Linked DNA regions of Mus musculus: region 1 is linked to region 2. A link is a loop called in an ENCODE intact Hi-C map of the cell type or tissue named here. Cell type or tissue: left cerebral cortex. All regions are shown on one strand. Each heading gives the region's core, and the rest is flanking DNA. Links, peaks and the distances in the headings are about the cores only. Region 1 has its middle 160 kb from the start of Rarb. Region 2 has its middle 96 kb from the start of Rarb.

The links. Hi-C counts contacts between places; a loop is a spot of excess contacts. Peaks named below come from ENCODE experiments on the same cell type or tissue, not always from the same donor. Only the 100,000 strongest peaks of a DNase experiment are listed, where the experiment ranks them.
Region 1: it touches region 2 in a loop (9-fold over the local background); 3 of 42 quality-filtered maps call a loop at or near these places.

Annotation. Positions count from the first base shown.
Region 1 is chr14:16,730,664-16,746,499 of GRCm38, reverse strand. It overlaps a transcript of Rarb not described here. Among named protein-coding and RNA genes, the nearest start is that of Rarb, 160 kb to the right of the region's middle. In left cerebral cortex, for the core only: a CTCF peak has its summit at 4,614; DNase peaks (open chromatin) are centred at 5,754, 7,747, 8,510, 10,548 and 1 more place; H3K27ac peaks cover 979 bases.
Region 2 is chr14:16,663,881-16,679,716 of GRCm38, reverse strand. It overlaps a transcript of Rarb not described here. Among named protein-coding and RNA genes, the nearest start is that of Rarb, 96 kb to the right of the region's middle. In left cerebral cortex, for the core only: no CTCF peak of the experiment used is centred there; a DNase peak (open chromatin) is centred at 8,965; H3K27ac peaks cover 1,296 bases.

The sequences.
Region 1 (15,836 bases), core at 4,107-12,106, 67 kb before region 2:
AAAGGCAGCCCAGCCCCTCCTGTCTATCCTGCATACATGCCTTCTTTCCAACTTCTACACTCTAAGGCATGGAAAAGAGAGGAGACTCTCACCAGATACAACCTCTTACAACTGCCAAGGTGCTCACCATGCGTGGCCTTTTCTAGGTTAACCTTTGTTAGCCATGTAATAGACAGTGGTCATTAGTGGTTGGGTTATTGTTTTAACTACTTAGCAAAGTAGAAATTGACCATCTTATGGGGTCCTTCTATTTTTTTATTTTTATCATCATTATTAATTTATCACATTTGGTTATTTATTGAAGGAGGGAGGTACATGCATGCTCTAGTGAGTGTATGGAGGTCAGAGGATAACTTAGAGGAGTCGGTTCTCTCCTTCTAGGATGTGGAGTGGTATGGGTACATGGCCCTGTGAGCAGATGAACAAAGAAGTGTGCTGACAGGCTAGTCAGACACAGGCAGACTTGGGAGCTCTGAGGACCTGTAAATCAGGGGAGAGTCAGAAGCCCACGGCTCTTTTTCTTGTACTTATTCTTAGTTTGGTGCTTGCCTTTGTCAATTCCTCCAAGCTTCACAAAATAGCAGCAGAACTCTTAAAAAGTGGGACTGCCCTGGGGAGATATGCTCATACCAATCATGGTCTCTTCGGCTCATGTGGCATCCACAGCAACACTGAGTATATATGCAGAGGTCTGTTGCCTCCAGATCCCTTCCATGGCAATCTCACAGGTCCCCCAAAATGACATTGAGGTCAGAGATCCCACCCCCTATGATTTGGACTTGCCAAGTCATTAAACCAATAATGAAATGTGGGCCTGCTGCTTCAATTTCCTTCTGTGGGCTATATAACAATGAAGTGCAGGCTACCTCCAGCTCCTTGTGACACTCTTGTCCTGTATGCAGATTCTCTGCAGCACAGTCCTGGATCTTGAGCACAGTGGGAGCTCAGTGTTATCAATGTGGCATTTGCCAAGTTGAAGAATTCAGATGTGTGTGTCTAGGAAAAGATGCTCTTGATTGAGAGAAGCGCTGAAGGAGCCACTGGCTTATACACAATCATGTTGGCAGCCAGTACGGTAGGTCAGTTCTGTCTGCATGAGGAGGATGAGGAGGGTAAGACAATATGAGAGAGTTGTGGTACAGACTGACCCAAGAGAGAGCTCTTTCCTCACTGCCAGGTGGTTCAGAGATAAGACCTCTGCAACAAAAGTTATAACAAGATAAGCACATGCAGATCATTTAGAATGAGATTTATGGACGTGGGTTTCTTCTAAAGGATATGAAGAGAGGAAGAAACTCGAGTGCAACTTTTTCTTTTCTTTTTTTCTTTTTCTTTTTTTTCTTTTTTTTTTTTTTTGCTAAGTCTGAGGAAGAAATGGAGAGTTGGGACATTGGGGGATAATCTAATGGCAGTAGGCCAGGGCAGCTGAGCAAGGCCTGTTTGTGTAGACTCTCATAGTCTCTCTATCGTTGGAGGAAAGATGCTCCTTTCCTCCTGGTACAATCAGGAAACTCTTTTTTTTTTTTTTTAGAATTAATTTTTTTAATTAGGTATTTTCCTCATTTACATTTCCAATGCTATCCAAAAAGTCCCCAATACACTCCCCCGCCCAATCCCCTACCCACCCACTCCCACTTTTTGGCCCTGGCGTTCCCCTGTACTGGGGCATATAAAGTTTGCAAGTCCAATGGGCCTCTCTTTCCAGTGAAAGATACATATGCAGCTAGATTCAAGAGCTATGGGGTACTGGTTAGTTCATAATGTTGTTCCACCTATAGGGTTGCAGATCCCTTTAGCTCCTGGGGTACTTTCTCTAGCTCCTCCAGTGGGGGCCCTGTAATCCATCCAATAGCTGACTGTGAGCATCCACTTCTGTGTTTGCTAGGCCTCGGCATTGTCTCACAAGAGACAGCTATATCTGGGTCCTTTCAGCAAAATCTTGCTAGTGTATGCAATGGTGTCAGCGTTTGGAAGCTGATTATGGGATGGATCCCTGGATATGGCAGTCTTTAGATGGTCCATCCTTTCTTCACAGCTCCAAACTTTATCTCTGTAAATCTTTCCATGGGTGTTTTGTTCCCAATTCTAAGAAGGGGCACATTGTCCACACTTTGGTCTTCCTTCTTCTTGAGTTTCATGCGTTTAAGAAATTGTATCTTATATCTTGGGTATCCTAAGTTTTTGGGCTAATATCCACTTATCAGTGAGTACATATTGTGTGAGTTCCTTTGTGATTGTGTTACCTCACTCAGGTTGATGCCCTCCAGGTCCATCCATTTGCCTAGGAATTTCATAAATTCATTCCTTTTAATAGCTGAGTAATACTCCATTTTGTAAATGTACCACATTTTCTGTATCCATTCCTCTGTTGAGGGGCATCTGGGTTCTTTCCAGCTTCTGGCTACTATAAATAAGGCTGCTATGAACATAGTGGAGCATGTGTCCTTCTTACCGGTTGGAACATCTTCTGGATATATGCCCAGGAGAGGTATTGCTGGATCTTCTGGTAGTATTATGTACAATTTTCTGAGGAACCGCCAAACTGATTTCCAGAGTGGTTGTACAAGCCTGCAATCCCACCAACAATGGAGGAGTGTTCCTCTTTCTCCACATCCTCGCCAGCATCTGCTGTCACCTGAATTTTTGATCTTAGCCATTCTGACTGGTGTGAGGTGGAATCTCAGGGTTGTTTTGGTTTGCATTTCCCTGATGATTAAGGATGTTGAACATTTTTTCAGGTGCTTCTCTGCCATTCAGTATTCCTCAGGTGAGAATTCTTTGTTTAGCTCTGAGCCCCATTTTTTAATGGAGTTATTTGATTTTCTGGAGTCCACCTTCTTGAGTTCTTTATATATATATTGGATATTAGTCCCCTATCTGATTTAGGATAGGTAAAGATCCTTTCCCAATCTGTTGGTGGTCTTTTTGTCTTATTGACGGTATCTTTTGCCTTGCAGAAGCTTAATGAATGGCTGGGATCTGCTTCAGGGGAGAAGGCCTAAGGGAAGGTAGACTAAATTCTATAAAGTCATAAGTTATTCAAGTTGGGGTTCAGGTACTTCAACTTTTGTGCAGTTTACAGCGTTTATTTTTTACTTTAAGTTTCCATTTGATTACTGGAAGTTAGCGATTAATCTTAGTCACCTGGAAAATAGTCCCTTTTATAACATGTGCAAAGTCACAGTGCTGGTGGTTGGGGTGTTCCTGTAATCTACCTCACCCTAAGACTCAGTGTGTGCATGTGTGAATGTATTTGTGTGTTTTTGTGTGTGCTTGTATGTGTATGTGTTTGTATGTGTGTGTTTATGTGTTGTGTGTGTGAATGTATATATGAATGTGTGGGTGTGTTTGTGTGAATGTGTGTGAGAATGTATGTGTGTGTGTGTGAGTATATGTTTGGGGTGTGTGTGTGTGTGTGTGTGTGTGTGTGTGTGTGTTAATAGCAAATAGCAAGTTCACAAAGGGAAGGAAGATTCACCAAATTTGTTTACTCTTAAATATACATTTTCCTAAGAGTCAGCAAAAGCCAGCCCATTGTGCCAATGAAACTGAGTTTGCATTTATAGCACAAGTGAGAAAAATGAATTTCAGCTCATGCATGTCTTTAGAGAGACTATAAATCCACCCTCTTGACTAAAGACTGCTGACTTCCACTGTGGTGGCATGTGACGATGTCTGTTGCACTGGAAAGTTAAGAGTAATCTGGGGATGGAGTGAGTGGGGAGATTTAGTCTCAGAGAACCATCTCCTGATGGAAATCCTGTGGATCCCTGGCTTATGGTGGGTTAATGATTAGATAGTCCTTATGTATAGTTCACGTGAAGGCCACTAGCTATGACTTCACTTTGGCTGGGGTTTCCCTGTAATTCATTTAGCAAATTAAAGAGATTACTCTGATTGGTACCATTATCTCCTATTCTCTTGCGAGTGAACCACTTAACCTGTGCTTAATTGAAGGAGATAGAGAGGGTACAGTAACAAATACAATCAAAAGGAAGGGGCAATAGGATCCATGGGCCAAACAAATGATCAGTGCTGAGCTAACAATAGCAGATTAGAGGTGAGATCAATTAATTAGAAGCTGTTGTAGGCTTGAGTGGTTGCCAAGGTTTCTAATAGCCAAGCCTTAGTGCCAGAGCTGTTTAGAGGGATTTTAATGGCTGGGAGTTGATGCAGTTATTTCAATAATTACTTACTTTTATAATTACTTCATTAGAATACTAAATGTGTTACTTCAACAAGGAAGATCTTTATCTCCCACACTTTTAGCTGTATTGGAATCCACATCCTCCCACAAAACTCTCTCCTGTTTGGCTGTGCCCATTTGCTGTTGATAACCATGTGTTAAGTACCTTTTCTGAAAGGTTCTAGGTCTTTACAACACCAAATTTGAAGGGGAACTCGCTCTGGCGTAGGTATAAACACCAAAGAGAATTTCAATGCATTTCTACAAGGTTGGGGGCAAATTTTTTGCATCGGACCCAGTTTAGGAGGGGAAGAGAGATCCTTCTAGTTGTTTAAAATAGAAAGAGATTGGAGGCAGAGAATTTGGTATCCGGTCTAGCATTTAGTGCTGGGCTCTTTCCTGCTCTTTGCATTCCTCAGCCTCTCCACCAGGGAACTTGTTCCTGGGACTGATCTCTGTATGCAGTATCTTCCCTTAGGCTCTGTGAGCAACCTCCTCTTCCTTCAGACTCTTCTACTCACTTCCTTATTTATAATTAAGACTCTCATTTCCACCCTTGTCTGATTGGTTGGCTATGGTACTAAAGGTCCAACCCAAGGCCTCTCAAAGGCTGAGAAAGCTATGTGGCACACTCTCAGCGCTGCAGCCAATGCTGAACTGTACCCTAAGTGCTGCGCCCCTGCTCAGCTTCACCCTCAGTGCTGTGCCCCTGATGAGCTGCACCCTGAGTGCTGCACCCTCAGCACTGCACCCGTGCTGAGCTGCAACCCCAGTGCTGCACCTTCAGTGTTGCACCCGTGCTGAGCTGCACCCTCGGTGCTGCACCCGTGCTGAGCTGCACCCTCGGCGCTGCACCCGTGCTGAGCTGTGCCTGTGCTGAGTGGTTCCCTCAGAGCTGAATCCGTGCTCAACTCCACACTGAGTCACTCTAGCACTTTTACTACTGCCTATATTTTTGCTTTTCCCTTTCTGGTAGCACCTTAGTTTTAAAATAAAAAAATATTTACTTAATACGAGTCTTGTTTTATTCCCTCACACTGTAACAAGAGAGCTCTGCTTTTGGGTCTGGCTTTCTCCCCTCATGAATCCCAAAAGCCTAAGCAAATGCCTGGAGCATAAATGGCTCTTGGCAAGCATTCACACTCTGAAGTCAGAGCTGAGGAAATGTGGGTGAGCCGAGAAAGTGTATGCTTCTGGACCAGGGGTTGGATGACACCCCGTGCTGAGAACTGCTTGGTGGTATCCTCACAGAACCAGGTTTATAGTGCAGCTACACAGGCCTGTGGGGGTTTCTTCATCAGCCAGGAGGACTTCCTTTTGATTCCCACCTCCCCAACCAGGGAGGACAAGGTGGCAGACTGCAGTGTTTACATTTTCAACTTCTCTAAGGTGTGTGAGGCAGAGGTAGGGGTTGGGGAAGTCCATCTAGCCAAAGGGTTAGAATGACCCAAAGGATGGTGTCACTCCATTTTCAAGTGAACGACCTGCCACTCACATAGTCACTGCAGTAACTTTAGGCTTCCTATGTAATTCACCTAGCCATGCTTCCTGCTTGCTTCATTCAGTGTCATCTCTGAGGCCTGACAGTAGAGCAGCGCTGTAGAAACAGCCTCCAGGAAGGCTCGCTTCTGTGAGTAACAGAGTAGTGGCCTCAGCTCTCCGGAACATCTGGACTTGAGAAAACCAGTCAGAGCTCTGAGGGCAGCAGCTCAGCATGGCCATCACGCCCAAGCTATGAAGGTCAAAGAATAGGAACTAATTTCCTTCAATATTTTGGATCTGACCGCAAGTAGAAGTTCTTTGGGTTTTTTTGTTGTTGTTGTTGTTGTGGTTTTTTTTTTTTTTTTTTGGTCTTCCATGTCAACCTGACAGGAGGCCACCCAATTGCCAGCATTAACATGTATTGTCTGACACTTTAGAGGTACCCACTGGAGTCTGTGGCTATCTATTTAGTCTAATATGGTTTAGAATCCATTTGATTTCTCTGAGTCAAACCTACTGTCTTCCTGATACACATTATTAAGAAACAGAAGTTCTAAGTTATGGATTACTATTCAGTAAGAGCCAAGTGTGTGGCTGTGGCCTTGGACTGGGTTATTCTACCATCAGATCAACACAGACATGTCTAGCTCAGTTTGTAAATGGCATATGGGACCCAACAAGACCAGAGACCTGGCCCATAGGTTGTGGTGGGGAAAGTAAGGTGGCTCTCAGTGACTTTACTTCCTGGTAACTATCAGAGTAGGTAGACTTCTCTCAGCCTGCCTTTCTTTCAGCTCGCTGATAGAGATGACAGAATCCGAATCCTAGAAGGGATCCCAGAAGATTGTAACTTTGTCTCCTCCACATTCCCTATCTCACCACATGTGCTTTAATGAATAAACTCCACTTTCCATACTGGAGATGCCCACGTGATAATTGAATGACCATAGACCACACCCACTGAGGAACTAAGCATTGAGTCTAACATGAGAATCCCAGTATCTACTACTAACTACTTTACTATCTACTATAAACTTTTCAATAGGCCTTCTGAAGAACACAGCTGGGTCAGCAACCTGCTTCCAGAGGGCCATCCAAGTCATATCTAGATGCTTGGAGACTTAAGAGTAGATGGTGTTTTAGGCCACTACACTTTGAGTGTACATGAATGGGTAACTTATCTAGGCAGTGCTCTAAAACATAAGTTCCCAGGCACCTATAAGTCCATGTATACAAAAAAAGAGAAGACGTCCTCAGGAGGCTTGGTAGAACTACTCAAATGCACACTCAGGAAGTTCCAGGAGCACAGGCCAAACTCATATTTGACAAATAAATATATACACTGGTATATATGTATATAGTATGTAGATGTATTTGACTAGTAGATGTATACACTGATATGTATGTGTATAGTATCCATGAATATTTGACTAGAAGATATATTCACTAGTGGTCCCTAGAGTAGCTGTATGAGACAGGTGCCCAGAGTTCACTCTCCTTCACTTCATTCACACCATCCCTTTGGTTTTCTGCTGCATCAAGGAACCTGTACTGGCTAGTTTTGTGTCAACTTGACACAGGCTGGAGTTATCACAGAGAAAGGGGCTTCAGTTGGGGAAATGCCTCCACGAGATCCAGCTGTAAGGCAGTTTCTCAATTAGCAATCAAGGGGGGAGGTCCCCTTGTGGGTGGTGCCATCTCTGGTCTGGTAGTCTTGGGTTTATAAGAGAGCAGGCTGAGCAAGCCAGGGAGGCAAGCCAGTAAAGAACATCCCTCCATGGCCTCTACATCAGCTCCTGCTTCCTGACCTGCATGAGTTCCAGTCCCAACTTCCTTTAGTGATGAACAGCGATATGGAAGTGTAAGATGAATAAACCCTTTCCTCCCCAACTTTCTTCTTGGTCATGATGTTTGTGCAGAAATAGAAACCCTGACTAAGACAGGGTTTCTTTTGGATAGCTGGCAACATTGTCCGTCAGTGTTCACAGCCAAGTGTGAGTAGTCATCCTGAAGTGAGCCTTCTTAAAGTGATGGTTTGGCAGGAGAGCTTGCCTTGTGCTGGGGATGGGCTCTGGCAAACTCTGCTAAGGAGGTGTGAATTGGCAAGGCTGGGTTAGCAGAGTGATGTGGGAAGAAAAAAAACTTGGTCAACTTCCAGGTCCTCTACAGGGAAGACCCACTGCTTGCTTGCTTGCACTAGCCAGAAATGTGAACAGAAATGTACATAGGGACAGGATGTGAGAGTTAGTAGGATCTGTGGCCATTGGATGTCACTCAAGGGGAGTAATTGAAATGATATACTTTGCTACATTGTCAAGGATCAGGTGGGCTGGGCTAGAGAGGGTAGCAATTAAGGGTGTCTGTCAGGTGACATGTCAGGCTAGATAAGAGATTAGAGTCAAGGTAACCATCCCCTCTCACAGATGAGGCCCCCTGGCTTAGAGAGGTGAGCCAGCTTGGATGACAGAGCCAAAGGAAGGAGCCAGATTCCAGAAGCTAAGCTTCACATTCAACAGCTGACATGAGCTTGGAAAACTTACCAAAACACACCAAACCTTCAAAGTCAGGACTCAAAATCTCACTAATCCCTACCCTGGAAATCTCCACCCTAGAAAACTCATTTCCCCCCTCCCCCCTCCCCCACCCCCACCCCCACCCCCCACTAAAAACAAGAAGAAGAAAAAAAAAAGCAAAACAACCTACCTCAGCCTGTCTCCTTGCTCAATTCCTGCTGCTTCTCCCTGAGCAGAGGCAGCTACCCTCTTCTCTCCCAATAGTTTGCTGTACAGTGTGACTTTGTGGTATTCTTGGCTCCTGGCTGCCAGGATACCTTTTACTTCAGAGCTATGACTCCCACTGGGGAAACCTTCCCCCTCAAAGCTGCAACACCTCCCTCAGGGAAGCCTTTCCTCTCAGAGCTGTAACCCTTAAAACAAGTGTGACCACCAACACACAGACAAATATACTCGCACATGTACACACATGCACAATAACACAGATGCATATGCATGCACACACACATGCTCTTTCTCTTCTCTTCTCTTCTCTTCTCTTCTCTTCTCTTCTCTTCTCTTCTCTTCTCTCTCTCTCTCTCTGAAAGCTTTTTTTTAACTCAGATGCATTTTCTACCATCTCCATAGTTTCTCTTTTCTATCTCTGTTTTAGTCTGAGTCATTGGTTAACTACCCATAACTACCCAGCCCTGTTAACCATAAATCTTAATCTCTTTCTCCATTCTTCTATTACTAAGTTTATTTTTGATTGCTACATTAACATATAAAATGTGTACATATTTGTAGAGTTTTCTATGATCTTTTAATATTTATGCATGCTGTTCATATTGTGTAGTGTTCAGGTTCAAGTGTACCATTCCCAACTACTCCCTCAAATTTTTTGTTGGTTCATTGTGTTATAAGCATTTGAAAATCCTGTCTTCTAGCTTTCTAAAATACAGAACGTGATTATATATAGTCACCCTCTCCTCCAGTATGAAACTCTCTTTCAAACTCTCTCTATTCTGTTCTAAAAGCATATCTTAAGTGCTTAGACAAGAACCTCAGGATTACAAAAATTAATTTAGCATGCATTAAAAAGTGAGTGTGGGAAGAAGAAAGTTCTCACATTTTAACAAAAATGATAAATTTTTAAATATAAAATTCTCACTTAACAGAAGTGATGTCTCTTGTGTCCATGTTGATAAAAGGAGCAAGTTCAATATATAAGCACATTTCAAATCTAGCACAAAATTGTCACAGAAATTCAAGCCACAAGTACTACAGAGCAAGCTAAGGGACATATGCCATTGAGTGGTGTCTTAGTCAGGGTTTCTATTTCTGCACAAACATCATGACCAAGAAGCAAGTTGGGGAGGAAAGGGTTTATTCGGCTTACATTTCCATACTGCTGTTGATCACCAAAGGATGCAGGACTGGAACTCAAGCAGGTCAGAAAGCAGGAGCTGATGCAGAGGCCATGGAGGGATGTTCTTTACTGGCTTGCTTCCCTTGCCTTGCTCAGCCTGCTTTCTTATAGAACCCAAGACTAACAGCCCAGAGTTGGTGCCACCCACAAGGGGCCTTTCCCCCTTGATCATTAATTGAGAAAATGCCTTACAGCTGGATCTCATGGAGGCATTTCCCCAAATGAAGCCCCTTTCTCTGTGATAACTCCAGCTGTGTCAAGTTGACACAAAACTAGCCAGTACAAGTGGTAAATTTTGCTTGATCCAACTCTTTGTCACAAAATGTCCCTATGATTTTGCTGTCCATCAAAGTCAAGACACAGCCACATTACCCCTATTGAGCCTAGGGTGGGAGTCAGGCTAGTCTGTGAGGGATGTATCTATTCGTGCCATGATTGTCTGGGGTTTCTCCAATGGAGATGCTTCCTGACCCTCAGCTAAGCTCCCTACAGTAGAAATGATGAAGAACCAAAGTTGTCTTCAAATAGAATCCATCACCCAGCAACATTTACCTCTCATGTGCCCAATATTGAGACTTCTGCTCTCAGGCTTGATACAAAAATAGGAGACATGCTCTTTACCCTTCCTTCCTTTTTCTTTAGCCTCCCCACTGTGTCTCAATTGTGGCCCATCCATTTCTGATAGGAGGACAAGACTCCTCTGTTGCTTAACTCCTGGAATAATCGTCCCCAAAGTCAAGGACAGAAGTCCACTTCTCTTCCACCACTGAAGCCATACAGCCACAGTGACAGTGCACCCAGCCCCAGTGAGCAGCAGAAGGGCCCTTTGGGGTGTGCTGTGTCTGGGATAAAGCTATCTTCAGAACCAATGTTCAAATATTCCACCAGCTCCACTAGGTTTCTCAGTGTGTCTGACTGCATATTCTCAGTGAAGACTTCTGACTTGGAAACTGTGAGACAAAATATGTGTATGGAACAAACTAAAAATAGTAGCAGACACTTGTCAAATGTTTGGGAAAGCTGGCTATGTTAATGCCCAGCTCGCCAACAGAATTGTTCCATGTACTTGCTTTGCCTGCTCATTGCAGTCACAACATGACATGTCTGAAAAGGATGCACAGCCCTAAACCAAGTCACTGGCCCTCTTTTCACTTGTTATTCTGAGAACAGTCTAAGTCACCCTGGCTGGTCTTGAAATCACTCTGCAGCCCAGGCTAAATGTGCTAGCTGATAGTTTTATTTTGTACTTGTTTACATTATTCGACAAGCCCCGGGTGTAAGGAGATTTGGGTCAGCAGCAAGGCATGCTCTCCTTTATTAAGTAAGCCTCATCCAAAGAGGGCTCTGCCCTCCTATCTCGCATCTGCTCAGAGTCATTTCACTGGACTTCATTAAGCCTGAGCAATTGTACTTTCCCCTCACCCCTTTCTTCCATGGACTTATTTAGCTTTACAACTCAAAAGATAATTGCTCTATTAACAAATGTTTATAGCATAATAAAGGAGTGGGAGGAAGCAGGGAATTGTTTTCCTCTCTGGGACATTCCTTTCTGCTTCCTGGAAGCACTGCAGAGGCATGACCTGAGCCGTAAATAATATTTTGGAAATAAACCAAAAGATTCATGTTTTAGCGACTCATCAACATTTCTTCCACAAGAGACCAAGAGACCCAAAGGCCCTATGAAGAAGGGAATCTCGGGAATTCCTGGAGGCTGAAAGGATGTCACCACTATTCTTAGCTGGGGGAGAAAGCACTGGCCTCCCTGGAAGGTTGGGGTGATTCTTCAGCTACACTATAGCCTACAGAAAACCTCCCACCTACTCGTGAGTTTAAATACAGGAGAACTTTTTAGAGAATGCTCTCTAATTCTTCAGGCTGATGAAATATGGTGCTATTCAAAGAAAGCCCTGCTTTAAGGGTGAGTTTTAATTTATCTTTTACCTAAGAATGTAACTGCTTTTAAGATAGAGGGATGAAGAAGTAATGAGATCAAAAGGGATCATTAGGGTAGGTCCCAACCCACTATAGTAGCTGTATTAAAAACTGAGATGAGTGCAGGCCTACACAGGAGTGAGACTATGTGCAAACACCCTAAAGATAACCTATAGTTCCAGGGGGAGGGGGCAGCCTTAAAAGAAACAACCTTGTTAACACATTGATGGTGCACATGGAGAACCATGGGAGTCCCCAGACTGTAAAGCATTGTTGGATAGCCATACTACACTAAATAGCACACTGTATTCCAGACACAAGTCACATGCCCTCAGCACTGAGAAGATTCACTTCCTGTTCAGATATAGTCATATCTGTGGGGTCATATATCCCCTTGGTGGCCTTTCCTCTCTCTAGGACATGGTCCCTTTAGCATTGGAGAGTGTGAACGGCTGTCTGTCCATCTGCTCAGTTCTCTGTTCCCTCGTCCTCACTGCCTTATTCTGCCCACATCACTCGCCACAACTCAGTGGCAATGCTTTCCTTTTGAATTACATATGAAATTATGCCATCTCAACCCCTTCCCCACCTCTGACCCCCACATTTCTTACAGCTCATTTCCACAGCCCTGTGTTGATGGCTGGGGTCTCACTGCTCTACTGTGAATCACCCACATCACCCTTAAGCAAATGTCCCTTCTGAATCTCTGTTTTCCCTCCTGAAACATGAGTAAAACTGCCCCTCTAATCCCTCCAGCATGATTATGCAAAGACCCTAATCTACCTGCCCAATAACGTGGCTTGAGTACACACAGATGTATGCAGAGCTGCCTCTGTTCACACTCTGAAAGCCTAGCTCAGCCCTAATACACAGCAGAGCATACTCTGTAAAGTGCCTTGAGCAACAGCCTGCTCTTGTACCAGCACAGCACCTATGGCTGAAGACAGAGCTCTGTATTTGTATTTTTAAGTGCGCCAATATGCTTGACCTGCTCTTGAATATCTCGTCTTAACCTCAGAGAGCTAAGTGGAAATTCGAGAACCAGATGCTAGTTTGCTTGACACACACAGCTTGTTTGCACCGTCCTCCAGCCTGTTCTGCAGTTTGGAAAATAACTACAGAAGCCTCTGAGGTTGTTAGAAGGGAGCTTCACCTGCCAGTCTGGGCTGCACGATCGCTATAGCAACAGAACATAAATCAAGGAAATGGCCCCTTTTGTAAGTTGGTTAATAGGCACAACATGCTTCTTTAGAAAAGCCCACCATTCTTTCAGTAGAGTGTGATGGAAAGTCAGCCTTCTCTTCAGACACATTCTCATTCACATCTAGTAGCAGCTTGTATGGCCATCCGCAGGCTAATTTATTACCCTTTAAAGATCCGGGGAGAGAAAGCGGCTCTCAGAACAATGTTTACATTCAGAGGCACAAGCAGAGAACGACAAAAGAGTGTCCTTTTGTCCCAAACTTGGAATATTAATCTTTAACCAGGGACTTTAACTCCCCCCCCCCTCTTGCAGGGCTTCCCTCATTCCCACTCCTCAAAATTTTGCCAGTTTGATTTGAGATTGTTTCAAACATGTGGGAAGAGAAGAGGGAGGCTCCTTCCTAGTATCTCTCCAAACCCTGATAGAGATGAATCGTTTCTCTCACCACCCCCAAGCTTGGAGGATGCTCTGCTTTGAGACAGCTGATAGGAGTTGGTTCTCGTTCCCCAGTGGGAGAATCTGACTAATTAACAAGAATCCCAGCGTGCTCTTCACTGAAATGCTGGGAGGCAAGGGTCACCTAATGGTGAGCTGGCCCTTATCCCACCAAACCCCTACCCTGAGTGACACCCCTACAAGCCTTCAAGCACAAAGGGAAGATGGGGCACACTCAGCACTTCTTCCAAGTGGATGGAGTCCACCACTAAGTAAATGGTGAGCATTCCTCAAGTAGGGAACCAGATCTGTGTCCTGCCTTGAAGGTAGAGAAGGAAAACAAGCAGAAGCAAAAGAAACGAAAGCTTTGTAGTTTTTCTTTCTTTCTTTTTCAGAAGGAGATTGTGAGATGAAAAAGTACTTGTGAATTGAGAGTAAACATGCACTGCTCCTTGGAGCCATCTTTCTCAGATGGAAGCCTGGAGTAAGATTTAGATTAATGCCTTCCCCTTTGCCTTCTTAACTCCTCAAAACCCCAGTCTTCAGAAGCCAGTCCCTTCAGAAGCTGCCTTCTCTTTGATATGGACACCTGCCTCCACCAGCAAAGAAACACTGGAGAGACCTCAGTTGCTTTTAAGTTTGCTGTACCTGAGATCTCCCTTTCAGCCCACGCTACTGTCCTAGGACAAAGAATGACACGTGGCCTGTTCAAGAAGGGTCACTTAGCCCTCAGCTAGAATTCACAGAAAACACCTCTGGGGTCTGAAAGTTTCCCCAAATGTAACATAGACCAAGAATAGTGTGTCAGAGGGCCCCCAAGAGCCATGAGGATAAGGATAGTGGTGGTGATGATTGGTGGTGATGATGAAGATAGAAACTTAGTAAGAGAGACTTCCCAACACTGTCCTTTACCACCGATAAAGATCTCATGGAGATAAAAGATTGGCTCTCTCAGTTATTCAAAGTGACAGCTGGTTGGCCCTCTATGGTAATTCCCAGCACAATCCTGTATTTATTTGCTAACGTCATTACTAAAATATAGGCAAAGTGCCAAACAGACTCAGCCCAGCTCCTTGCTAGCTCAGCCAGGACTCACCTCTGTATGCTGTGTTCCTGAATGTGAGTGAGGTCATAGTGGCAGCACTCTTGCAAAGCCATCTAGAGAAGTTAGAGTTGTGTAACAGGCAATTCAGAGCAGTGTGAGCACTTCCAGGATCCTGGTAATGTTTGCAACAGTTTTCCTATATGGCTGATATTGTGGTACTATCAATATGGTTGACTATGGGAAGAATGCCTCTTATCCAACATACAACAGAACATTTTTAACATTCAAGTAACATTATGTAGAACCCTGAGCAAAGAGAGAATTGCCCAAAGCTAGAGCTACTCTATCAAAAACCCCACAGGCAGAGAAGAGCTGTCTAGTAGAGATGCTAGTCTTTTGGCCTAGAGCCCGTGGGCTAGAGATCTGGGAGCTCCATTGCATCTCAGCCAGGTGGGCAGAGATTTCTCAGGTTAAGCACTTTTGCTAAAGAACTGTTTTCTCCCATTATCATCCCTAGTCTCAACAGACAGCTGATGTAGTTGCATCTCACATTCTCTAAGGCTATCCACCTTCCTCTGAGTACGGTTTGTTCTGTGGGATTTCTTTATTCAGCAAGGCTCATGTTTTTAGCTCCTATATAAAACAGGGAAGGTGAGCAGAGAATGGGTCCCAAAGAAACCTCATCCTTGCTTCCAGAAAGAATTTCTCTGAAAGCCCTCTGAACAGACTAGAGCTTAACCAACTTATTAAGTGGAAATAAAAACAAAAGGTTGAAGGAAAAGTCAAGAATAAAACAATCTGATTGTGTTGGTTCGTAGAAATGAAAGTGCTACTGAAGAGCAAAAGCAAAGGTGATGACTGACTGACAACTGGTGTGGATCCCAGAAGCACACAGGGTCTTTTTCTCCCAGAAGAGCAGCCCATGTTCCACACTGCTGTTTTGCTCTGTGTGTGCACATGTGTGTGTGTGCACATGTGAGTGTGTGTGTGTGTGTGTGTGTGTGTGTGTGTGTGTGTGTGTGTGAGTGTATGTTCTTGTCTCATTTTATAACTGTGGCTGAACACTGTGTTGCAGAGGGCTGTCTGTGGCCAGTTAGCTTCATGTTAGTCTGGGCCCATTATGAAGCTGAGCATCATAGTAGAAATATGTGTAGATGGTACAGTGTTCACCTAATGTTGGACAGGAAGCAGATTACAGGGTGAAAGTGGCCATGGTCACTTTCATGGTCAGGTTCTATTATCAAATTGATGCAACTTAGACTAACCTGGGAAGAAGGAATCTCAATTGAAGAATTGCCTTAGTCAGATTGGCATGTTAACATATCTATCAGGATGTGTGAGGGCCCATCTGTGGCTAGCTCCAGGTGATCCTCGCTTTGTAATAAAGCTAGAAACCTAATGCGCTGCCAACTGTATTTCTGTTTCAGTTCCTGTCAGGGCTCTTGTCCTGACATCCCCTTGTAATGGACCATGACTTTGAAGTGTAAGCCAAATAGTCTTTCCTCCTCAAATTGCTTTTGGTCATAGTCCTTATCATAGCAGCAGAAAGCACACCAAAGCAGTCTCCAAGACCAGTGACCTATTTCCTTTAGCTATGCTTCATCTCTTAAAATTACAGTCTCCCAAAATAG
Region 2 (15,836 bases), core at 4,570-12,569:
ATTATCATCATGGCCAGGAGCATGGCAGGGTGCGGGCAGACATGGTGCTGGAGAATGAACTGAAATTTCTGCGTCTTGATCCACAGGTACCAGAAGTAACTATGTGCCACTCTGAGAGTAGCTTGAGCATATGAGACCCCAAAGCCTGGCCCTACAGTGACAAACTTTCTCCAAGAAAGCCACCCTTCCTAATAGTACCACTTCCTATGAGTCAAGCATTCAATCACATGAGTCTATGGGCCAAACCACCATACATGTACATATATACATATACATATACATATACATATACATATACATATACATATACATATGCATAGGCATAGGCATAGGCATAGGCATAGGCATAGGCATAGGCATAGGCATAGGCATAGGCATAGGCATAGGCATAGACATAGACAACATAGACATCATATACATCATATACATATACATATATATATATATGTATCATATAATATTCTAAGAATTAAACAACTGCTAAGTGATGTTTACACTGTGAGGTTTTGAATTGATTGATCAACTACGAGGAAATGACATCACGAAGTGTCTAGCCCAGCCAGTGAGGCATCGGGAGCCAAGGTCATCCTTAGGACCTACAGTCTGCATTTCCCTTAGGTGCTTTCTCAGTTTGATATCAGCTCATGAACTTCCCAGTTCAAATAAACAAACATATGCTATTCTCCTTAGACAATTTAAAAACTGTAAGATTTTCTGTAAGTAAATCTAGAACACACACAGGTTGACAAACTCCTTACTGTGTGGATACATTTTGTATAAACAGCTTTGGTCTGTAGAGTTTTACAGCGAGTTGATAAAAATCATGGGGCTTGGTTTGGGTTTTTGTTTGGCATTTCTTTTGAAGCTCGTGTAAGTCTAAGTCACTCTATATTTCTAGAAAAGCTTTGGGGAATCGAATCCTAATCCCAGCATGTTTTTCTTGTTCATTTAAACCTTTCAGTTGCGTGTGGGAACCAGAGGGAACAGAAAGCTGTAAGGGCTTAAGTTTCAATTGTCATGTCACGCAAGCCCTCTGAGAAGGGATTGGTATGTTTGTGTTTTTAAGGTAAAGCGTACATCTGTGTTTAAGCATCTTCTTTCTTTTCTCCTTTATGCTTGTGTGTTTGGCTTACAGGGTCTTTCTTACAATGGGAGCACAGCCACACTAAAGCTCAAATTGTTTGATTTACTGCCTATGTGGGCTGGCTTTCTAGGTTAGTTTCTGACTCAAGCTGTTCTCACCCCCGATTCAACAGCATCAGTACTAATTCCAAAGTCAACAGAACTTACCAAAGTTATTTATTTAGAGCTGAAGGAGTCAAATTTAACCTCTAGAAAATGGGGATGGGGTTGTATGATAGGTTTTTTGGTGGGGGGTAGGGGTGGGGGTTGAGTTTCTGCTTGTTTGTTTGTTTGTTTGTTTGTTGTTTTGTCAAGAAGCATCAGCAGCTGCAATCTGTAAGTGGAAATCATAGTACCTTATTTCCATCCCCCTCCTAGTGACTATTATCCAACAGTCATTGTATCTACAGATATACTTATATTGTAAAGAGTTCATTGAAAAGCTAAATTTAAATGGACTCACAGAAAGCTGGAAAGGTTTTTTTCCATTCTCTAAAGCTGAAAACTGAATATGTATGTGACAGTGTGTGGAGTGAAGTATATCTGTCAGCTTTTGCTGAATAAGAAACAACCCAAATACTTGTTTATTAAAACAAACAAATAAGCAATACACCCTGTGTGACCAGCTTGTAGTTCTACAAGCCTGTAGTTGGAGTCACTGGCAAAGAAATCTAGAATAGATTGACTGGGCTCAGCAGGGCAGACGAGGTCATTCTGCTCAGCTATGGGGAAGGTGGGTAGGACAGATTCAGGAGTTTCAGACTCTCCTGTGAGCTCTCTGCCTACTCCTCTTGCAGGAGCTTCAGACATTCCCATGGGCTCTCTGCCTACTCCTCTTGTAGACACAGTTTTATTCCTTCTCCTTCACTTTCATTTGCCCCTCTTTGTTCCTTTCAGAGATTTTTTTTATAATCTGGATCACATTGGAACATCATTAATTCAATGATTTTAAGGAGATTGCCTAGATTTTCTTGAGACCAGTAGTAGAGAAAACAAGCATTTCCTCTAAAAAGATTTAGCAGTCTTGTGGGCTGTTGTACTTTTTTCTATGTAGCCATTAGTTCCAGATGCCTCCAGGAAGGAGCTACCATCCAACCAGACTAATTTATTAATTAATTAGATAGTCAGATGATTAAATATTGATGACTAAATGCATTAGCATTTTTATTGAATTCATTGCTTTTTATTTTTATTCTGTTTCCTGTATGTCTCTGATGAGCTATTCCCCAACAATGCTGTCCTTAGAAACTTCCTTCTGTGGCTGACATGGGACAACACTCATAACACTGTCCCTGCTGGGTTGCACTCTGGCTGTTCCTCCCCTGTGCATCAGAATGCTTGGAATGACTGATGTCATCTTTCTTGTACACAGGATATTTTGCCCCAGTTGTTATGGTAAGGCTGCAAAGTTGCAAAGTAAAGTGTGCTGGCATTGTGAAGAGCACACAGCCAAAGGGTCAAAGTTCAGGAGCATTCTTTTTCTCTAATTCAACAACAGATGCTCCAATCTGAATTATCCATCAATAAGGAACCTGTGAAAGACAAAAATTGAGGCTGACTTCTGCCCCATGAAGCTCTTTTACATTTGTCAAAGAACTGTCCAAACAAGCTAGTACTCAAACTCTAAGCAGTGTTCAGTGGAACATAAATTTAGAACAAGGGAGAAGTTTAACACTGTCATGGCCAAGGAAAGAAAAGATTAATATGAAGTTGTGGAGCACACACTAGATAACTAGATGGTAAAATTGCTATTAGGAGGCTATCTTGTATCCCAGGTCACTCAAAGACAAGTATGCTCAGGAGAGCACACAGGCTGCAGAAACAACATAGCTTCTCAGACAGGGTTCCATTTGGGCCTTCATAGTCAGCCAGGAGGCAGAGCTGAGCTCCAGACCTCTGTGCACCTTCCCTGTAAGAGGACTTGCCTGCACAGAGTACTCTGAGCACTGAGACTCAGGACAGAGTTGGACTCCCAGGAGTGCTGAGAGAGGCTAACAGAATCAGAGGAGGAACAAGCTCCAGCCAGAGATAGCTATAAAATCTAACTCCAGATATTACCAGATGGTGAAAGGCAAACATAAGAATCTTACTATAACACCAAAACCACTCAGCATCATCAGAACCCAGCACTCCCACCACAGGAAGTCCTAGATACCCCAACACACCCAAAAAGCAAGATTCAGATTTAAAATCATATCTCATGATGCTGGTAGAGGATTTTAAGAAGGAGATTAATAACTCCCTTAAGGAAATACAGGAGAACATGATGCAACAGGTAGAAGACCTTAAAGAGGAAGCACAGAAATCTCTTAAAGAATTACAGGAGAACACTGCTAAACAAGTAGACACTCTTAAAGAAGAAACACAAAAATCCCTTAAAGAATTACAGGAAAACATAACCAAACAGGTAATGGAATTGAACAAAACCATGGAAGACCTAAAAAAGGGAGGAAGTAGAAACAATAAAGAAAACCCAAAGGGAGACAACTCTGGAGATAGAACCCCTTGAAAAGAAATCAGGAACCATAGATGCTAGCATCAGCAACAGAATACAAGAAATGGAAGAGAGAATCTCAGGTGCAGAAGATTCCATAGAGAACAGGGACACACAATCAAAAACATGCAAAATGCACAAAGATCCTAACTCAAAACATCCAGGAAATCCAGGACACAATAAGAAGACCAAACCTGCAGATAATAGGAGTAAATGGGAATGAAGATTTTTCAACATAAAGGGCCAGTAAATATCTTCAACAAAATTATAGAAGAAAACTTCCCTAACCTAAAGAAAGAGATACCCATGAACATACAAGAAGCCTACATAATTCCAAATAGACTAAACCAGTAAAGAAATTCCTCCCAACACATAATAATCAGAACAAAAAAAATGCAGTGAATAAAGATAGAATATTAAAAGCAGTAAGAGAAAAAGGTCAAGTAATTTATAAAGGCAGACCTATTAGAATTACACCAGACTTCTCACCAGAGATTATGAAAGCCAGAGATCTTGGACAGATGTTATACAGACCCTAAGAGAAAACAAATGCCGGCCCAGGCTACTATACCCAGCAAAACTCTCAATTACCATAGATGAAGAAACCAAAGTATTCTATGACAAAACCAAATTCACACAATATCTTTCTATGAATCCAGCCCTTCAAAGGATAATAAAGGGAAAACACCAACACAAGGACAGAAATTATGCCATAGAAAAAGCAAGAAAGTAATCCTCAACAAGCCTAAAAGAAGACAGCCTCAAGAACAGAATCCGAATGCTGATGACAAAAATAAAAGGAAGCAACATTTAATTTTTTAATACCTCTTAATATCAATGGACTCAATTCCCCAATAAAAGACAGAGACTAACAGACTGGCTACACAAATAGAACCCAACATTTTGCTGCTTACTGGAAACCCATCTCAGGGGAAAAGACAAAGACTACCTCAGAGTAAAAGGCTGGAAAACAATTTTCCAAGCAAATGGTATGAAGAAACAAGTTGAAGTAGCCATTCTAATATCGAATAAAATCGACTTCTAACCCAAAGTTATCAAAAAAGACAAGGGAGGGCACATCATACACATCAAATGTTAAATCTTCCAAGATGAACTCTAAATTCTATATCTATGCTCCAAATGCAAGGGCAGCCACATTCATTAAGGAAACTTTAGTAAAGCTCGAGGCACACATTATGCCTCAAACAATAAGAGTGGGAGACTTCAATACCCCACTCTCATCAATGGACAGACCCTGGAAACAGAAAGGAAACAGAGACACATTGAAACTAACAGAAGTTATAAAAGATGGATTTAACAGATATATACAGAACATTTTATCCTAAAACAAAAGGGTATACCTTCTTCTCAGCATCTAATGGTACCTTCACCAAAATTGACCATATAATTGGTCACAAAACAGGACTCAACAGATACAAAAATATTGAAATTAACCCATTCATCATATCAGATCACCATGGACTAAGGCTGATCTTCAATAACAACATAAATAATACAAAGCCAACATTCACGTGGAAGCTGAACAGCACTACTCAATGATACCTTGGAAAAGGAAGAAATAAAGAAAGAAATTAAAGACTTTTTAGAGTTTAATGAAAATGAAGCCACAACATATCCAAACATATGGGACAAAATGAAAGAATTCCTAAGAGAAAAACTCATAGCTCTGAGGGCCTCCAAAAAGAAACTAGAGAGATCATACACTGTCAGCTTGACAGCACATATAAAAGCTCTAGAACAAATCGAAGAAAATACACCCAAGAGGAGTAGATGACAAGAAGTAATCAGACTCAGGGCTGAAATCAACAAGGTGGAAATAAAAAGAAATATACAAAGAATCAACCAAACCTGGAGATGGTTCTTTGAGAAAATTAACAAGATAGATAAACCCTTTGCCAGACTAACTAGAGGGCACAAGGACAGTATCCTAATTTTAAAAATCAGAAATGAAAAGAGAGTCATAACAACAGATCATTAGGAAATAAAAATCATCATCATATCCTACTACAAAAGGATATTCAACAAATATTCAACAAAACTGGAAAACCTAGATGAAATGCACAAATTTCTAAACAGATACCAGGTACCAAAGTTAAATCAGGATCAGATTAACTATCTAAACAGTCCTAAGAAATAGAAACAGTCACTAATAGTCTCCCAACCAAAAAAAGCCCAGGACCAGATGAGTTTAGTGCAGAGTTCTATCAGACCTTCAAAAAGATTTAATTCCAGTTCTTCTCAAACTATTCCACAAAATAGAAACAAAGGTACTCTACCCAATTCATTCTATGAAGCCACAATTACTATGATACCTAAACCACAAAAAACCCAACAAAGAAAGAGAACTTCAGACCAATTTCCCTTATGAATATCAATGCAAAAAATACTCAATAAAATTCTCACTAACCGAATCCAAGAACACAACAAAACGATCATCCATTGTGATCAAGTAGACTTCATTCCAGGGATCCAGGGATCCAGGGATCCAGGGATGGTTCAATATATGGAAATCCATCATCAGGGTTCACTATATAAACAAACTCAAAGACAAAAATCACATGATCATCTCGTTAGATGCTGAGAAAGCATTTGACAAAATCCAACACCCATTCGCGATAAAAGTCTTGGAAACATCAGGAATTCCTAAACAGAACAGCAATGGCTTGTGCTGTAATATCAAAAATCTACAAATGGGACCTCATAAAATTGCAAAGCTTCTGTAAGGCAAAAGACACTGTCAATAAGACAAAAAGGCCACCAACAGATTGGGAAAGGATCTTTACCAATCCTAAATCAGATAGGGGACTAATATCCAAAATATATAAAGAAATCAAGAAGGTAGACTCCAGAAAATCAAATAACCCCATTAAAAAATGGGGCTCAGAGCTAAACAAAGAATCCTCAACTGAAGAATAGTGAATGGCTGAGAAGCACCTGAAAAAATGTTCAACATCCCTAACATCATGGAAATGCAAATCAAACCAACCCTGAGATTCCAACTCACACCAGTCAGAATGGCTAAGATCAAAAATCCAGGTAACAACAGATGCTGACGAGGATGTGGAGAAAGAGGAACATTCCTCCATAGTTAGTGGGATTGCAAACTGGTACAACCACTCTGGAAATCAGGCTGTCAGTTCCTCAGAAAATTGGACATAATACTACCAGAAGATCCAGCAATACCTCCCCTAGGCATATATGCCCAGAAGATGTTCCAACTGGTAATAAGGACAAATGCTTTACTATGTTCATAGCAGCCTTACTTATAATATCCAGAAGTTAGAAAGAACCCCGATGTCCCTTAGCAGAGGTATGGATATAGAAAATGTGGTACATTTACACAATTGAGTACTACTCAGCTATTAAAAACAATGAATTTATGAAATTCTTAGGCAAATGGATATATCTGGAGGATATCATTCTGAGTGAGGTAACCCAATCACAAAGAACTCATATGATATGCACTCACTGATAAGCGGATATTAACCCAGAAACTTAGACTACCCAAGATACATTTTGCAAAACACATGAAACTCAAGAAGGAAGACCAAAGTGTGGATACGTCCTTCCTTCTTAGAATGGGGAACAAAATACCCATGGAAGAAGTTACAGAGACAAAGTTCACAGCTGGAACAGAAGAAAGGACCATCCAGAGACTACCCCACCCAGGGATCTATCCCATATACAACCACCAAACCCAGACACTATTGCATATGCCAGCAAGATTTTGCTGACAGGACCCTGATATAGCTATCTCTTGTGAGACCATGCCAGTGCTTGGCAACTACAGAAGTGGATGCTCACAGTCATCTATTGAATGGAACACAGGCCCCTAATGAAGGAGCTAGAGAAAGGACCCAAGGAGCTAAAGGGGTCTGCAACCCTATAGGAGAATCAACAATATGAGCTAACCAGTACCCCCCAGAACTGTGTATCTACTTGTATATGTAGCAGAGGATGGCCTAGTCGGCCATCAATGGGAGAAGAGGCCCTTGGTCTTGCAAAGATCGTGTGCTCCAGTACAGGGGAATGCCAGGGTCAGGAAGCAGGAGTGCGTGGGTTGGGGAGCAGGGTGGTACAGGGGGAGGGTATAGAGGACTTTCAGGATAGCATTTGAAATGTAAATGAAGAAAATATCTAATTAAAAAAACGAAGAAATGTAAATAAAAAAATTGATACTAGGAGGCTCCACTTGACTTTCCCCCAAGAAATCAAATAGCTGAGATGTAGAGCTTTCTTAAACAATTGAATATATCCCAGGATGGAATGGTATTAGTTGAGTCTCATGAGATTACCAATGTTAAACATAGTCAGAAGCATGGGAAAGAGGTTCTAAAAGGAGTGTGTGTAGAATAAAGCCCCAGCTTTCGGAACATGTGCCATTTGCTTTTTATGAAGAAAAGAATCCATACAACACACAGAAGAGTTAACTCCTCATTCACACATATTTACCGGATGTCTGTAAGACCCATGAGAAAGCCCAGGCCTGCTACTATTGAATGAATTCCTGCATCACTGAGAAATCTGGGAAGACTCAGACAAGTCTCTCTCCAACCTTAACTACTCCAACTAGACCAATTTTTATTCCATAGTCATGGCAAGCTCTCTGAATGACAAGGGCCCAGTTCCATTAAAATTCACAGCCATTCTATATCCCCCATCAATATTACCCAGGGTTTAGGAGCTAAAGACCACATCAGATGCTTGACACCAGTGGTCTGAGCTCTCAATAAAGTTCCAAAGTTCATATCTTGCCCAGGGTTTTGAAATGTCACTCTATGGAACATCTCTCAGACCCAGTTTCCTCATAGTAGAAATAGGTTTAACTGAGTGCAGCCTTAATATACGTAAGGACTAAGTAAGCCACCAATGATAGGTAAGATTTTAAATAGCTGATCATACTTTTAAGGTACAAAGTCCTAGAATTCAATGGTACACATATCTAAACTATATTTGATATTTCTGTGTGTGTGTGTGTGTATGTATACACACTACATATATAACCATGTTCTCATATCCTATCAAAAAATGCATGAGAGTATGTTCCCAAGACATGGATAGTGTGCACATGAATGTATCTCCATCCTAAGGCTTTTTGTATTAGCAATAAAAGTAGAAATTTAAATTATAAGATTGGTAAAAATTAATAAGACCATTAATATTTTGACCTTCTTTCTACTAAATAAAAACTTGAGGGTTCCCTTAAATCTTATTTTCTGTAATAATTATAGATGCAGTCAAGAACATGCATTCTGAGCAGGTTGCTAGGTGACACTCAGGCTGCCTTTCTTGGGAACAAAATGTGGAGGAGTGCTGCTAAAGAGTTCCTTCTTGCAGACGTCATGGGTTACATCTTCTAGATCTTTGGCTTACATAACACAGATATCGTTAAAATGGATGGCACTACAAAAGACTTACAGTGGCCATAGTATGCTGGAAAGGAGGCTGTACAAACGCTTGTTCTGATGTTGGAAAGGAGGCTATACAAGGGCTAATTCTGCTCATCCCATTCTTTTTCACTTGGTGGCTTCTTTCAGGAATCCTTTAATCCATGTGGGCCTTTGAGCTAGATTTTTAGCAGAATTCAACCACTACTGTCATTGGTGAGACTTCCTGCAGGAACAGGATTGTGCCTGCAGCAAGCACTCAAAGAGTCAGAAAATAAACAAGCTGCATATAACTTTGAAATGTAGAAACCAAAGAACAGCAAAGGCAGTCACAGTGCTTATGAATATTAAAAAACCTGTAACTCTGACTGTTAGCAAAGGTTAGTGCTTTTCCTTATGGGCTGAAAATTCTCAGAACATTTCATTTCTTTCCCTCTTCTTGAGTTTACATACTTAAGTGGTTCCTCAACTTATGCATTCGTCAAGGCCACCTGGAGGACTGGTCAAGTGCGGCTTATTGCTTTTCCCTCTTAGGATTTCCAGTGTGGTCCATCTGACATAGGGCTCAAGAACATGTTTTCACAGCAAGTTATGTTCCATCCCAGCATTCTCTCATGTCCGACCCCCGCTCCCCCATTCACTGCTCTTCCATTCCTGGAGTGGAAGCAGAAATGGCCAAGAGAACAGAGGAAGCCTGGGGTAGGCTCTTGGTGACTTCAGCTGACAATCTGCCCTAGCTAGTAAATCCCTGTCCTCGTCAGGTTGCCAGGGTTAATTCATTGCTTTCTTTTTCCTTTCCTTTGCATGAAGCCATAAAGAGCTGTCCTGCCTGATTGAGCAAGGCTTCATTGTCAGCACTGTCTGGGGACCACTAGGAAAACAGATGCATGAGTTGACAGTGTAGTCAGGAATCCAGTGTAAGGTATTGTCACTTGACTTGCAAAATGCTGAGATCAGTTTCTGTTCAGCATCCTACCTACAGAGTTATATCCATGACGTAACTACACTTGGCCCATGTAAGACAGGTAGGTTGGCAGGTGACAGGCTTGGCTTTGAAGCCCTAAATTAGAACATATTTTCCCTCCTGTCTGAGTTCCAGTAATTTATGCCCTTGCATGACGTACTTTCAAATCAAAAGCCTCAAAAAATTTACAAAGGGAAGACATAATCTAGACCAAGACTTTAAAAGAAAAAATTAGATGTATTTACATCTGCAATTGAAAGTTCAAATTATTGTTAACTAATACTGACTTTCTGCTTCTGCTATTTTATTGTTCTTTGTATCACGTGCCACGGGTCAACAAAAATGGGGCAGGCTATGTCTCAAGACTAGCAAGGGGAAAGGAGTTTTGACATTGGTGGAGAAGGGGTTGTTATGAGGTTTGTAGTGAGCAGACAACTCTGCTTAACCCCCTACCTTAGGCCAAATCTTATTACCCACCCTGATGCTGACAGGTGGTTTGTGAATGAGAATGTGGCTTCGTATTGACAATTTTCTCCAGTCACATGGAGAACTTGTAGAAGACTCTTTCTCATTGGGTGTGTAATCCCAAGAACAGTGTCTGGCACTTAGATAGCTCTGTGTTGGGTAGATGACTAGAAAAACATCATATTAGAGAATAGTCATGAGACAGACAACTCCCGGGTCAGCGGCCATGCTGCAGGGTTGCAGCCTTGCAGGGTTGGCTTCTCTCCCACAGAACAGAGTGGCCTATGTCCTCTCCTCATGTGCATGGTGTATACCCTCTGCCAGTTCCCATGGTGTCACTGTTCTGAAATATCAGTGGGCATCAATCATAGGTTTCTGTTGAGCCTCAAGACCTTTTATTTGGTCAGTTAGGCTTTGTGCTCTTGTTCCTAAATGCCTTGGTGGGAGAAACATGAGCTTGGCTTCATCAAATGCCTCCATTTTAAGTAAAAAGCACCCACCCAAACCCCTTTCTCAATCTTTCTCAATCTATACTTTTTACGTCTGTTTCTTCTCTCCATGTTCCCTTTGAAAACAGGGTCTTGCAGGTTAGGTATCTTGCCTGTGACCATCCTACTGTTGATTTGCTCTTTTGCTTGGTTATCAACTGAGAAAAAAATATTCAATTTCTCTAATGAAATTTCTTTGCCAGCATCTGCTTTGGTGGTGGGACACAATGGTCTCCATGTATGAACCGTACATGTCCAGCCTGATCCTCATCAGTCAGCCTAACTCCACAATGTGTGGACATCATTTACTCCTCAGAGTGGGATGGTCACGCTGCCAGTCTTAAAGGCTTATGGGTTTTCAAATGAGGCTGAGAAATGGCCTTAAGTAGTCATTTATTTCCATATTCTACCACTTGCTACTGTTCATCTTGCCAACCCTTTATCTCGTGAGTCTGTCTTCAGCACTGCTTCTCTGGTTTCTGGAGTTAACCTGCTCCTGTTTGTAAACACTTTCTCATTTTGTTTGTCTTCTCCTGTCTTTCCTTCTACTTCCAGTTCAGCAACTAATAATCACTGTGCTCGTCATTTTCAAGTCTGACCTGTATAATATAAGCAGAACAAATATTTCAGGTACTTCTGGGCATTCTAATTCACAGTCCCCCAGCCATACTTTTCTGCATCCAGTTCAGGATCACATAACCTCAGGGAATACTTTCCACTTCCTTACCAGTATCACGAAAAGAATGTCAGATTGGTTTGTACTCTCAAGTTATTGGTGTGCACTTGACTTCTCTAAGGATGTTTTCCCTCTCTATGATTGAAACGATCCTAATTGTTCCCTTATTATATATTAAGTAGAATATAGAAGTACAAAGAGATAGGAATGGATCAATTTGCATTCTTCTACATGATAACTGCCAGTTGTGCCAGCACCATTTGTTGAAAATGCTGTCTTTTTTCCACTGGATGGTTTTTGTTCCCTTGTCAAAGATCAAGTGAACATAGATGTGTGGGTTCATTTCTGGGTCTTCAATTCTATTCCATTGGTCTACTTGTCTTTCACTATACCAGTACCATGAGTTTTTATCACAATTGTTCTTTAGTACAACATTAGGTCTGGCATGGTGATTCCACCAGAGGTTCTTTTATCCTTGAGAAGAGTTTTTGTTATCCTAGATTTTTTGTTATTCTAGATGAATCTGCCAATTGCCCTTTCTAATTCGTTGAAGAATTTAGTTGGAATTTTGATGGGGATTGCATTGAATCTGTAGATTGCTTTTGGCAAGATAGCCATTTTTACTATATTGATCCTGCTAATCCATGAGCATGAGAGATCTTTCCATCTTCTGAGATCTTCTTTAATTTCTTTCATCAGAAACTTGAAGTTCTTATCATAGAGATGTTTCACTTCCTTAGTTAGAGTCATGCCAAGGTATTTTATATTATTTGTGACTATTGAGAAGGGTGTTTGCATTGGCTACTTTTGTGTCAACTTGACACAGCTGGAGTTATCACAGAGAAAGGAGCTTCAGTTGAGGCAATGCCTCCATGAGATACAACTGTAAGGCATTTTCTCAATTAGTGATCAAGGGGGTAAGGCCCCTTGTAGGTAGGACCATTTCTGGGCTGGTAGTCTTGGATTCTATAAGAGAGCAGGCTGAGCAAGCCAGGGGAAGCAAGCCAGTAAAGAACATCCCTCCGTGGTCTCTGTTCAGCTCCTGCTTCCTGACCTGCTTGAGTTCCAGTCCTGACTTCCTTTGGTGATGAACAACAGCATGAATTTATAAGCTGAATAAACCCCTTTCCTCCCCAACTTGTTTCTTTGTCATGTTTGTGCAGGAATAGAAACCCTAACTAAGACAGTGTTGTTTCCCTACTTTCTTTCTCAGCCTGTTTATCCTTTGTGTACAGAAAGGCCATTGACTTGTTTGAGTTAATTTTATATCCAGCTACTTCATTGAAGCTGTTTATCAGGCTTAGGAGTTCTCTGGTGGAATTTTTAGGGTCACTTATATATACTATCATATCATCTGCAAAAAGTGATATTTTGACTTCATCTTTTCCAATTTGTATCCCCTTGATCTCCTTTTGTTGTTGAATTGCTCTGGCTAGGACTTCAAGTACAATGTTGAATAGGTAGGGAGAAAGTGGGCAGCATTATCTAGTCCCTGACTTTAGTGGGATTGCTTCCAGCTTCTCACCATTTACTTTGATGTTGGCTACTGGTTTGCTGTAGATTGCTTTTATCATGTTTAGGCATGGGCCTTGAATTCCTGATCTTTCCAAGACTTTTATCATGAATGGGTGTTGGATTTTGTCAAATGCTTTCTCAGCATCTAATGAGATGATCATGTGGTTTTTGTCTTTGAGTTTGTTTATATACTGGATTATATTGATGGATTTCCATATATTGAACCATCCCTGCATCCCTGGGATGAAATCTATTTGGTCAGGATTGATGATTGTTTTGATGTGTTCTTGGATTCGGTTAGCAAGAGCTTTATTGAGGATTTTTGAATTGATATTCATAAGGGAAATTGGTCTGAAGTTCTAAGGAACTCCGCATAAAACCAGAGACACTGAAACTTATAGAGGAGAAAGTAGGGAAAAGCCTCAACGATATGAATAGAGGGGAAAAATTCCTGAATAGAACAGCAATGGCTTGTGCTGTAAGATAGAGAATCGACAAGTGGGACCTCATAAAATTGCAAAGATTCTGCAAGGCAAAAGACACCGCCAATAAGACAAAAAGGCCACCAACAGATTGGGAAAGGATCTTTACCTATCCTAAATCAGATAGGGGATTAATATACAATATATATAAAGAACTCAAGAAGGTGGACTCCAGAAAATCAAATAACCCCATTAAAAATGGGGCTCAGAGCTAAACAAAGAATTCTCATCTGAGGAATACCGAATGGCTGAGAAGCACTGGTGGAACAACAATATGAACTAACCAGTACCCCGGAGCTCTTGACTCTAGCTGCATATGTATCAAAAGATGGCGTAGTTGGCCATCACTGGAAAGAGAGGCCCATTGGACTTGCAAACTTTATATGCCCCAGTACAGGGGAACGCCAGGGCCAAAAAGTGGGAGTGGGTGGGAGGGGGGTTGAGGGGGAGGGTATGGGGGACTTTTGGGATAGCATTGGAAATGTAAATGAGGAAAATACCTACTTAAAAAATGTTCAACATCCTTAATCATCAGGGAAATGCAAATCAAAACAACCCTGAGATTCCACCTCACACCAGTCAGAATGGCTAAGATCAAAAATTCAAGTGACAGCAGATGCTGGTGAAGATGTGGAGAAAGAGGAACACTCCTCCATTGTTGGTGGGATTGCAAGCTTGTATAATCACTCTGGAAATCAGTCTGGCGGTTCCTCAGAAAATTGGACATAGTACTATGGGAGGATCCCGCAATACCTCTCCTGGGCATATATCCAGAAGATGTTCCAACTGGTAATAAGGACACATGCTCCACTATGTTCATAGCAGCTTTATTTATAATAGCCAGAAGCTGGAAAGAACCCAGATGCCCCTCAACAGAGGAATGGATACAGAAAATGTGGTACATTTACACAATGGTGTACTACTCAGCTATTAAAAAGAATGAATTTATGAAATTCCTAGCCAAATGGATGGACCTGGAGGGCATCATCCTGAGTGAGGTAACCCAATCACAAAAGAACTCACAATATGTACTCACTGATAAGTGGATATTAGCCCAGAAACTTAGGATACCCAAGATATAAGATACAATTTGCTAAATGCATGAAACTCATGAAGAATGAAGACCAAAGTGTGGACACTTTGCCCCTTCTTAGAACTGGGAACAAAACACCCATGGAAGCAGTTACAGTGACAAAGTTTGGAGCTGTGACAAAAGGATGGACCATCTAGAGACTGCCATATCTGGGGATCCATCCCATAATAAGCTTCCAAATGCTGACACCATTGCACACACTAGCAAGATTTTGCTGAAAGGACCCAGATATAGCTCTCTCTTGTGAGACTATGCTGGGATAACACAGAAGTGGATGCTCACACTCAGCTATTGGATGGATCACAGGGCCCCCAATGGAGGAGCTAGAGAAAGTAACCAAGGAGCTAAAGGGATCTGCAACCCTATAGGTGGACCAACAATATAAACTACCGAGTACCCCCCAGAGCTCGTGTCTCTAGCTGCATATGTATCAGAAGATGGCGTAGTCGGCCATCAGTGGAAAGAGAGGCCCATTGGTCGTGCAAACTTTATCTGCCTCAGTACAGGGCAATGCCAGGGCCAAGAAGTGGGAGTGGGTGGGGGAGCAGGTGGGGGACTTTTGGGATAGTATTGGAAATGTAAATGAAATAAATACCTTATAAAAAATTAAAAAAAAATAGAAGTAAAGTGAGGTTTCCCAAGCTGCCTTTTAGAGACAGCCTCAACACACAGCAGACTTTGGTTTACATTGTAGACCTTCAATAAGGCAGTATGTGTACTTTAGTTTGGCCATTTCATTCACCTCCTTTGTTGTTGGGCAAGGATAAGATGACATGAAAAGGCAGCCAACCTGGCTTACATATGATGCAATACCTTGCTAACAGACCTGCTGATTTGCAGACCCCTACACCATGAGGTTTGCCACATAGCAATAGTCTTGGAGAAAACTTGCTTAAATCAACTAATGAATAAATTGTGAATGGTTGAAAAAGTGATGGAGCTCAAGAGTGAACGCCCACTTTAATGTTCTTCTAAAACTGGGTAAAATCAATTGAGGATGCCTGTAAACGTCCATTTTCTTCCTGTCTTGTTCCTGTTTTCACTAGAAACCACTTCTCTTTATTTCTGAACCATAGCTCCAAGTTCAAAATTTCCCAGGATGGGGAGTCCACTGCCCTTAGGATGGGTG